Regions from separate parts of the Homo sapiens genome. Here region 2 is linked to region 1. Evidence: chromatin contacts called from ENCODE Hi-C or POLR2A ChIA-PET data. All regions are on one chromosome and are shown on one strand. Each heading gives the region's core, a stretch centred on a gene start or an enhancer-like site at or near the end of the contact. The rest is flanking DNA. Distances are from core to core; before and after follow the strand shown.

The links. Hi-C counts contacts between places; a loop is a spot of excess contacts on that map. ChIA-PET counts read pairs that join two places held with the same protein, here RNA polymerase II (POLR2A). Pooled maps may share reads with other maps.
Region 2: a loop to region 1 is called in a pooled map, with 2.9 times the contacts of the local background. The contact joins the enhancer-like site here to the promoter of FHIP2A in region 1. A Hi-C loop is called at or near these places in 1 of 37 single-sample maps with no recorded cell type and 4 of 50 pooled maps. POLR2A ChIA-PET finds 5 or more read pairs at or near these places in 1 of 52 experiments (GM12878).

Annotation. Positions count from the first base shown.
Region 1 is chr10:114,819,262-114,824,119 of GRCh38, reverse strand. It overlaps FHIP2A (FHF complex subunit HOOK interacting protein 2A), which reads right to left and starts at 2,340. Exons shown (of 17, transcript NM_020940.4): 1 at 1,997-2,340. The coding sequence starts at 2,041. LOC124902508 (translation initiation factor IF-2-like) reads left to right here and starts at 1,172. Exons shown (of 2, transcript XM_047426127.1): 1 at 1,172-2,847. The coding sequence starts at 2,019. The coding sequence ends at 2,624. RefSeq lists silencers at 1,642-1,861, 1,922-2,271, 2,282-2,591 and an enhancer at 1,436-1,936.
Region 2 is chr10:114,019,244-114,024,101 of GRCh38, reverse strand. It overlaps LOC105378492 (a long non-coding RNA gene), which reads right to left. Exons shown (of 3, transcript XR_946332.1): 3 at 1,407-1,597. Among named protein-coding and RNA genes, the nearest start is that of ADRB1, 22 kb to the left of the region's middle. Within about 2 kb of position 2,746, at least 2 of the 41 ENCODE cell types and tissues checked have a DNase peak (open chromatin) inside an H3K27ac peak, as active enhancers do.

The DNA.
Region 1 (4,858 bases), core at 1,091-3,590:
ATGGCATATTTTCATATAACCTATGCATACCTGTATTCTTTAAATCATCTCTAGATTGCTTCTAATACCTAATACAATGCCTACACATCACTTCATTCACATGGATTCAAGGCAGTACTTGAATATGGCAAATTCAAGTTTTGCTTTTTGGAACTCTGCAGAATTTTTTTCCCCCTCAAATATTTTTTTACTTGAGTTTGGTTAAATCACAGGTGCAGAGCCTACGGATAAGACAGCTGACTGCAATATAGTAAATTTTGATTACCAAGTATCTCATTAAGTGTTCCCAAGTATTTCATATATTCAAGGTTAAAATGATTCGGGCCGGGTGTGGTGGCTCACACCTGTAATCCCAGCACTTTGGGAGGCCAAGGCGGGCGATCACTTGAGGTCAGGAGTTCGAGAGCAGCCTGGCTAACATGGTGAAACCCCATCTCTACTAAAAAAAAAAAAAAAAATTAGCCGTGTGTGGTGGCGGGTGCCTGTAATCCCAGCTACTAGGGAGGCTGAGGCAGGAGAATCGCTTGAATCCGGGAGGCGGAGGTTGCAGTGACCTGAGATCACACCCCTGCACTCCAACCTGGGTGACAGAATGAGATTCGGTCTCAAAAAATAAATAAATAAATAAATAAATAAAATTAAATGATTCTTGGTATTTTTAAAGAAAACAAAATTTAAATGTTTTAATAAACTGCAGTTAAATTCTTTCAACAAAAGTAGAGTGTGTATAAGCAAGTAAAAACTAAAAGTTGTCTTGAAGTCTACCACTGTCATTTCCCTCCGTGTAATACTGCTCTACATTTATGAAACCCTGTTTTTCCTGTTTGATACATTTTCCCAAGAGCTTGCCCTAGAGCTAAATTTTTTAACGCTTCTCATGTATCACTTAAATAACAATTGTACTAAAGTTTGTTTTTATTACTGAAGGCAAAAACTCCATTTTTGCCTGCCCATAAAAAATCATTGTTGTATCTGACATTTTTAAAGTGTACATTTTAAAGTGTCCTATCACATAATATGAACATAGGAAGAGAATGTCATGTTAAAAATTAGCAAAGTAATTGTTTCTGCACAGAATGCATTTTTCAATTTGGGCAGTTCTCCCAGAATAAAGTAAACAAGTGAAGCAACTAGCATTCTTACTAGAACAGTGACAAGGCATTTTCTTTTTAGTTTCTTTTCACTTATTAGTCTACTAGGATACTTGAATACTGTCTCTATGCTGGTGTCTAAAACCCTCAAAGGAGAGTACAATTGCAGGATAAACGAAGAGTGTCCAGGAAGAGAACTAGACAAGAAAGGAAACAGATGGTCTCTGGGCTCGGTGAGCTTGGAAGCTGTCGAAAGCAAACTCGACTGGACCCTCCAAACTCCTATTTCAGATCAATACATAAGGTTCAGCTGAGTTCGGCCTCCAGGCCCAAGAAAGCAAAAGCCAGCAACCCGGGGGCTGGTCGGCGGCTCCCTCGCCAGGGACGCCCCACAGCGAGACCATGCCTCTCCCACCTCTACCCCCGAAAACCAAAACAAAACAGAACCAAGCCCAAGCGGTGCTTGCTCGTTTCTTTTGTCTTGCTCAACGCTGACCACTTTTTTTCCGGAGAAGGTTAACGTTAAGGGAGCCCGGGGGAGCTCTCTGCGACCCCGCCAGGTGCTCCCCGAACCCCCGGCCCCATCAGAGGAATGAGGCGACCACCGAGCGGCGTTGGGCGGCCAGGTCCTCCCCGGCACCCCCGCCCCGGCTCCTGGAGGAGGGCAGGGACTGCCGGCCTGGGGCAGCCAGGGACCGACGGGACCCCCGCAGAGCCAGGCCCGAGGCCCCGGGCGCCCCCACGACCCGGCGGCCGCCCAGGGCGCCCGCCTGGGGCCTCACCCCAACCGGGGACAGGGCCGCCGAGGGCCGGGCCAAGGCCGCCCGGCTTGTCCCCGAGGCCGCCGGGGAGCGTAGGCCGCCGCCATCCCCGGCCTGCCGTGCGCCCGCAGCCCGCGGCCTTACCGCCTCCACGGCGTGCTGCAGGATGGAGGTGAACTTGGAGAACATCCTGTCCCGGGACTGCAGCAGCCTCTCCCGGGACGACCTGGAGAGCTCCTCGATCCGCCGCCGCCGCCCCTGCTGCGGCTGCCGGGGCCGCTCCAGAGTGAAGGCCGGTGCGGGGCGGGGAGGACGAGCTGAGGATCGAGGCAGGGCCTGGCCCGGCCGCTTCAGGTGTGCGCGGGCGGCTCGGCGGCTCCGGAGGGCGCCGGGACGCGGCGGGCGGCGAGGAGGGCGTTCGGCGAGGACTCGGGGCCCGGAGAAGCTCCGGCGGCGGCACCGGTTGGGACACGGTGGCAGCCCGGCTCGGGTTCCTTCCCCCCGCTCTGCCCGCCGCGGCCTGCAGGGGGCGCCGCCGCAGCCCGGGGAGGCCCGGCCAGGCCTGCCCTGCGGCGGGGCCGCTAGGCGCCGCGGGGGCGGGGGGCGCGCTGAGGCCTCGGCCTCGCGCGGGGCTGGAGGCGGCCTGTGGGCAGCCACCGCCCTCTCCCGGCTTTCTCAGGGCGCCTGGGACACCGGCTTTCTAACATTTTTACAGCTCAGCGATTCTCAAGAGTTTTGTTTCTCCAGTGGAAGTAACAGGCTGACTTTGTAGGGACACGCAGCCGTCCATATATGCGTATAGCATTCAGAGGTTCTTCCTGTAAGGACCGATTTGGAAGACTCGTTAAGAAAACAGTGTTCTTTAAGCAAACATTGGCAATGGATTTAAATGCTCAGATTTTGAAGAAATCAACGACTGCAGGTGAAATGGCTTTGCTAACTTTAAAATATATTATTATTCAACATTGAAACAGGAAATCCCACATGAGCACATGGTAAGACGGCTGGCTTAGTTTAAATAGCCCATTATAATATTTATATATAATATATAACATAATTTATTTGTGATATGGTTGATAGTGAGGTGTAGTGATTCAGAACAGCATTTTCTATTCAGTTATCAGATGATACCGGAAAACATTAGCGAGGGAAAGAATCTGAAAGGAGTCCAGTAAATGCCTAAGGCAGATAAATAGAGCTACAAGGTAAGCACTTGGGTGGAGGCTGCTTAAAATACTCCCTAACAGTGTATTAGTCAAGCCTTGAAGAAGCAGTTCAGGCTGGTAAAGTTTAGGTTGAGTTAATACAAATTATGAAAATATTTGTATCCTGAAGAAATTTGTTTTATGCTGGTATTGGCGTTTTACCAAAAGGTTCATTAAGTTCTTAAGATGAGGTGGGGAGTGAGTTTTGCACAACCAGTGCTGAAAATACGTATCTGGCCCAGGCGCGGTGGCTCACGCCTGTAATCTCAGCACTCTGGGAGGCAAAGGCGGGAGGATCACTTGAGGCCAGGAGTTCGAGACCAGCCTGGCCAACATGGTGAAACTCCGTCTCTATTAAAAATACAAAAAAAAAAAAAAAAAAAAAATTAGCCGAACGTGGTGGTGTAATGGGATTACATGCTTGTAATCCCAGCTACTTGGGAGGCTGAGGCAGGAGAATCCTTGAACTCGGGAGGCGGAAGTTGCAGTGAGCCAAGGTTGCGCCATTGCGCTCCAGCCTGGACAACAAGAGCAAAACTCCATCTCAAAAAAAAAAAAAAAAATACACACACACACACACACACACACACACACACACACACATACATGTATACACACACATACGTTTATACATACACAAACGTATATATACACATACGTATATATACATGTATACACACACACACGTATATATATCTGTAATTGATTCATGGAACAGAGAAAAGGTGGCTGTCATATGGAGTGGTGGTAACTGGCCAGGCTCTGGGGCTGGGTAGCCTAAGTCCCAGCTCTGCCACCCACAGTGGAAAGTTATTTAACTTCTTTGTGTTTTAATTTGCTTATATGTCAAAAGGGGAGAACAGTACCTACCTCTTGAGGTTGTTGTGGGAATTAATTAATATATGTAAAACACTTTAACAGTGCCCAGTCCCTAGTAAGAGATGCACAGACACTTATACTTGTTCTGAGTTGTGGTAGTGGTATTTAGCAAAATAATAGGGCCAGAAATCAGGAATTAAGGAGGAGATCTTAACTGGGCTTCTTTTCCCTCCTGTTTTTGTGGTTTATATCCCTGCGGTGCTCCTTGGCAGATAAATACGACCTTAATTTTCTACGTACTACCCCCAGAATGCTGGAGGCATCCTCTGTTGTTTTGTGCCCCTTACCAAATTCTGGCCGTGTCTGCTTCAACTGAGAGCATGTATGTATGCTTATTGTTATTATATTCATACACAGTTTAAGATGGTTAGTCATATTATTAACCATAATTAGTTTCATGATCTAATTATCATGCATTTATATGGCATTTTGTAGTTCCAAAATGCCTTACAACCACTAATTGTATGAGGAGGTCTTAGTTAGAGTTGTGTGTATTTGATGATGTCTATCTTTGTGTACTTATTATAAACACAATAAAATATATGTTTTGCTCTAGATTAATATCAATATTTAGGATGGTGATTCATCTACCTGCTGTCTAGGTTTCAAGACACACAAGTTGGACTAGAATTGTAACTGAGCAGATATTCCTATTTCTGATTGTCATCCTAGAATGCCTGCTGTGACTCTGACATCATCAATTAGCTCAATACATGGGCACAGTCGGACCTGCCCCAAAGCCTGTGATTTGAGAAAACACAAGAAAACCTTCCCCTAGCCTCCAAACCACTTAGGTGTGGGTACCTGAAATTTCTCAGTTAGAACTTAATGCCTTTATCCCTTTGGCTTAAGCCAAATAAGAAACTTAGTCCTTGTTAAAATGAAAATACTCTTGGGAGATGTAACACATCAAACTCTGTCA
Region 2 (4,858 bases), core at 1,497-3,996, 800 kb after region 1:
TCTCTCTCTCTCTTTCTTTCTCAAAACCACAATCACTCCGAGCATGGCTTTTAGTTCATGAACAGTACCACAATGTCCTGTGTAATAAGCAAAATAAATAAGCAAGAGAAACATGTTTTTCTGAAAACAATATAACCCATGTGGTGAAATAGAAGGAACAGAGGCTGGATCTGGGTATAAGTCCTAACTTGCCACTTGCTAGTTATATGTCTTCTGATATTTGGTTATTTCATCAGCAGAATGGAAAAGACATTTCTTCCTTCCTAGGACTATAATGTGGAATGAATGAGCCAATGTATGTAGGATTCTTGCAAGGTGCCTGGCATTTGATACTTAATAAATAGTATTTATTATCATAAAAATTTGTGTTATAAGTGCTATATCTCTAAGAGACATCTTTCCATCAGTGATTGCATATCACATTATATAATATGCCACAAAACCATACAGCTACCAGTAGTCAGCTCGATAAAAGCCAACATTTATCATCCACATTGTCACCAAAAAATTTATGTGAGGCGCTCACCATGTAGAATTACAACTTGCTCACTTGTTTGCGAGTTCTGTAAGCAGTGGGAAATTAAAAGTATGTGTGTGTACGTCAGTGTAAATCTGTTAGAAAAATGCACCATAAAGAATGACATCATTTGGTTTGAAGGCTAAGAAGATTTGGTCAGCAGACGCATGCGGTAGCTCAAGGGAGATACTGGGACTCTAGCCAATAACTTCTGACCTACAGACAAGAGAAGAAACTCTGGGAACTGAAAGGTCTCTTATCACATTTTAATTCAAAAAATAAAATCTTGCACTCCAGAGCCAGAATCTATAAATGGAATAAGATATCAGGAAGAGTGGTGTTCAGTGACAAATAGTGCATTTGGCAAAGAGCATTCCACATGTGGCATCAGAGAAGCAAGGAACTCTTTCCACAAGTATTTCTCCAAGCTTACCATCGAAACAGATGGACGGCAGGAATTTAATGCTGTGCATTGATAGGACAATCTCAATGCCAGGGAACTTTGACACACAGGAGCTTAAAAATGGGGAGATCTATTGACTGATTGGTCCATCCATCCATCCATCCATCCACCCACCCATCCATTCATTTCTATTCATCCATTCAACCAACATTAATTGAATGCACACTCTTTGCCAGGCCTTGGCTGAGAGGCCAAAGCTACAAAGAAGAAAAGGCTCAATTCTATTTCTCAAGGATCTTACAAAGAACTGGATAGGCAGGCACAGTCAAAAAAAGATGCTCAAAATTTGGTGAGTTACACATGGGCTGGATATACAGCAGACTTTAAGTAAATACTATGTGAAAACAATAACAATAAAACACAGATCTGTGGCAAGAGATGCCATTTCCAGCTCTCTCTTGATGATTTTATTTGAGGGTAAAGGACTTTTAGCAGTTTGGGGGGAAAAAGCTGCACGAAGTAGGTGACTCTTGTCTCTTTTTCCAGCCCACGTTCATCATCTCCGGAGAAAACAACTCCTGTGGCTTGAAGCCTTTAATGGAGCCAGTTCTCCCCCACAGGCTGTCTTCACTTCCAGGGAGGGAGGGTTATTTACTGCATGCTTCATCATTGACGATCTGCATGGAGAGAACACAGGAATCACATTCACTTTGAGCCGCTGAGTGGCCTGGACGGGAGCCATCTGTGTGCACTCTTCCTTTATCTCGTGTGTGTGTCGGGGGTAGCCAGGAGTGCATTTTAGAAAGAAATACTTGGAAAAGTTAATGAAACAGCACAAAATGTAATTCCCAGTTCAATATCGAGTTGCCATTTGTTGTTCATTTTAGTTTGTATTTTGTGCGTTTTGCCAAGGACTCACATAAGCTTTGCTTTTTTTGAATTAGGATTATAAATCACGTGGAAACTCTGGTGACATTTAAAAAAAATTGAACGCAGCACCTGTCTGTTTTAAACATTAGCAATGCTGAAATTGGTTTTCATATAACTGTGAGCTATAATAACTTTCACCTACTTGGAATTGGTTTGTAATTTTGACATGAACTGATGAGAGCCAAAATATTGTTAAGCTTCCCCCTGCCTTCCAGACCCAGTTTGGATTTGAGGGATTCTGGAGATTTGTGATTTGAAAGTAATCATTGTAAAACACATCATCATTAATCAAATTACTGAGACCACAGTGTACAGGGTGTTCCATTCCCAGCTTTCGGGAATCATCCCATCAATTCTAATCTGGCCATTGTCACTAGGGTAGACAAAGAATCAATCAAATCAACAAGTATTTATCCAGAGCTTAGTACGCACTTAGCACAGTTCCAGGGTACTATTTGGAAGGAGGGTAGGAGAGGGTAGAAGATGTGTAAGACACATTCCTTCATTATCTGAACAAGCAAGGAGGAAAATGGCAATTGTTTCTTCAAAATGCTGCCTGCCTTGATCATTAGCTTTGAATAGCTGTATGATTTCAAGTTGCAAGGTTAGAAATGTAACTGCTTTGTACTTTCAAAGTGAAATGAGTTATTTGGTGAGAAAAATCCCTCACATTTATTGTACTGGTCTGGTGTTTTCTTTTGACAATTGCTGCTGATTTTGGCAGCATAGGAAAGACCCTACATCCTGTCTGCTGAGGAGCACAACAGTATAGAAAGGGCTTCAAAGGAATTATTTCCCCCCTGGCATCCCCATTGCTGAGTGAGTGGGCAAATGACCAGCAAGGCCCTGCTTGCCAGTTGGTATTGTGCCTCCTCATAAGGAAGCTGACCAGCAGGCAGATAGACAGACATTGATGTTCTGCCCGCGTTCCTGGAAAAGGGGGAAGCGGCCAGGTTACATAATGGTCTGACTTTTTAGAGAAGTCCAGTTTTCCAAAAAATAAATCCACAACTGTGAAGTAGAAGGGAAACTTTCTCCTGTACTGCCAGAAGGCATTTCAAAGCATCTGTAATTATTTTTAACAGTTTCATTGAGGTATAATCTACATAGCAGAAAATTCATGCACTGTAAGTGCACAGTTAAATAAGTTTCAGAAAATGTGTCCATTTGTACAACCATACAACCATCACTACAATTCAGTTTTAGAAAACTTCCAATACCTCAAAACATTCCCTCCTTTGGAGTATTCATCCGTTCTCATGCTGCTGATAAAGACACACCCGAGACTGGGTAATTTATAAAGAAAAAGAGATTTAATGGACTCACAGTTCCACATGGCTGGGGAGGCCTCACAATCGTGGCGGGAGGCAAAAGACACCTTACATGGCAGCAGGCAAGAAACAGAATGAGAATCAAGCAAAAGGGAAAACCCTTTACAAAACCATTAGATCTCCTGAGACTTATTCACTACCACAAGAACAGTATGGGGGAAACTTCCACCATGATTCAATTATCTCCCACTGGATCCCTCCTACAACACATGGGAATTATGGAAGTTACAATTCAAGATGAGATTTGAGTGGGGACACAGCCAAACCACATCACTTGGCTTGTTTGCAGTCAATCCCCACTCTCACTCGCCGGCCCAAGCAACCATTGATCCGCCTTTTGTTTATAAAGCTCTTATGAATGGGATCATACAATATGCTGTCTTTTGTGTTTGGCTTCTTTCACTTAGGATAATGTTTTCAAAGTTCATCCATGTTGTTTCATGTATCAATACTTCATCGCTTTTTATCACTGAGTAGTTCCATTGCATGGATGGACCACTTTGTTAATCCATTTCTCAGTGGATGGATGTTTAGCTTGTTTCCTTTTTTTACCAACACGTCCACTGTCACTGATAATTTTAAGTAAGACATGACACTAACATTAAAATGGAAAATTATCTACTTCCAATCTTGTTATGCATGTCACTACACTAGTTCTGAAAGACTGTTATATTAGTTTCATGCAATATAAACTACATTGGGAAGTAGGAAATTATCAAGTGGATATTTTGTCCAATCAAAACTTCAGTTATGCAAGATGAACAGGACCTTAGAGCCTTGAAATGAGCAAGCTTTCCCCAAAAGTAAAAGAAATTTTCCCAAAGACAGTCTTACTTTTTTCTACCTTACCATATCTGCTTTCTCACTCTTGAAATACTTCATGTACTTTATCCATTTGTGCATTCATTAATTCATTCATTCCTGTTTATTCCATAAATATTTAGTGGACATTTTCTCTGTGTTAAGGCAGGGTGCTAGGTGCTATAGTACATATAAAAAGAAATCAGACATGATCATAACTGGTTCTGTACAGATACCCAAGTCAGTTTTTTAAGTATTTTTGACTGAGACTCACAGTAAAAAGTACATATTACCTGTACATATGTAACTGAGATAAAAGTTTCATAAAATGATACTTCACATTACTGTGTGTGATTCAATATTATTTTCTATCTCATTTTAAAAAATAGTTGATTGCAACCCACTGAACTGATTTTACCACCCACAAATAGGTTGCATCCTGCAATTTCAAAAAGTTTCACTAAAATAGTAATATTTCGGGATAAGGAACAGAGGACAATGCTTACTATCTAGGAGGAACAGAGAACAAGAGGATTGTATGGGAGTTGATGGCGGGGGATATAAAGGTTCAGGGGAGGGCCTACTTAGTGATATAGGTGACCCAACCGCTCTGGAGCCCTGGTTAGTCTGTTTGCATCAGGACTTGGAGCACTATCATCTCAATGAAAAATTCTGTGTGTTGGCAGGTGCGGTGGCTGATGCTGTAATCCCAGCACCTTGGGAGGCCTAGGCAGGCAGATGGCTTGAGCCCAGGAGTCTGAGACGAGCCTGGGCAACATAGCAAAACTCTTTCTCTACTAAATATGGGTGACAGAGTGAGACCCTGTCTCAAAAAAGAGAAAAATCCTGTGTGTTGAAGAATCTAGGCCTCTGTGG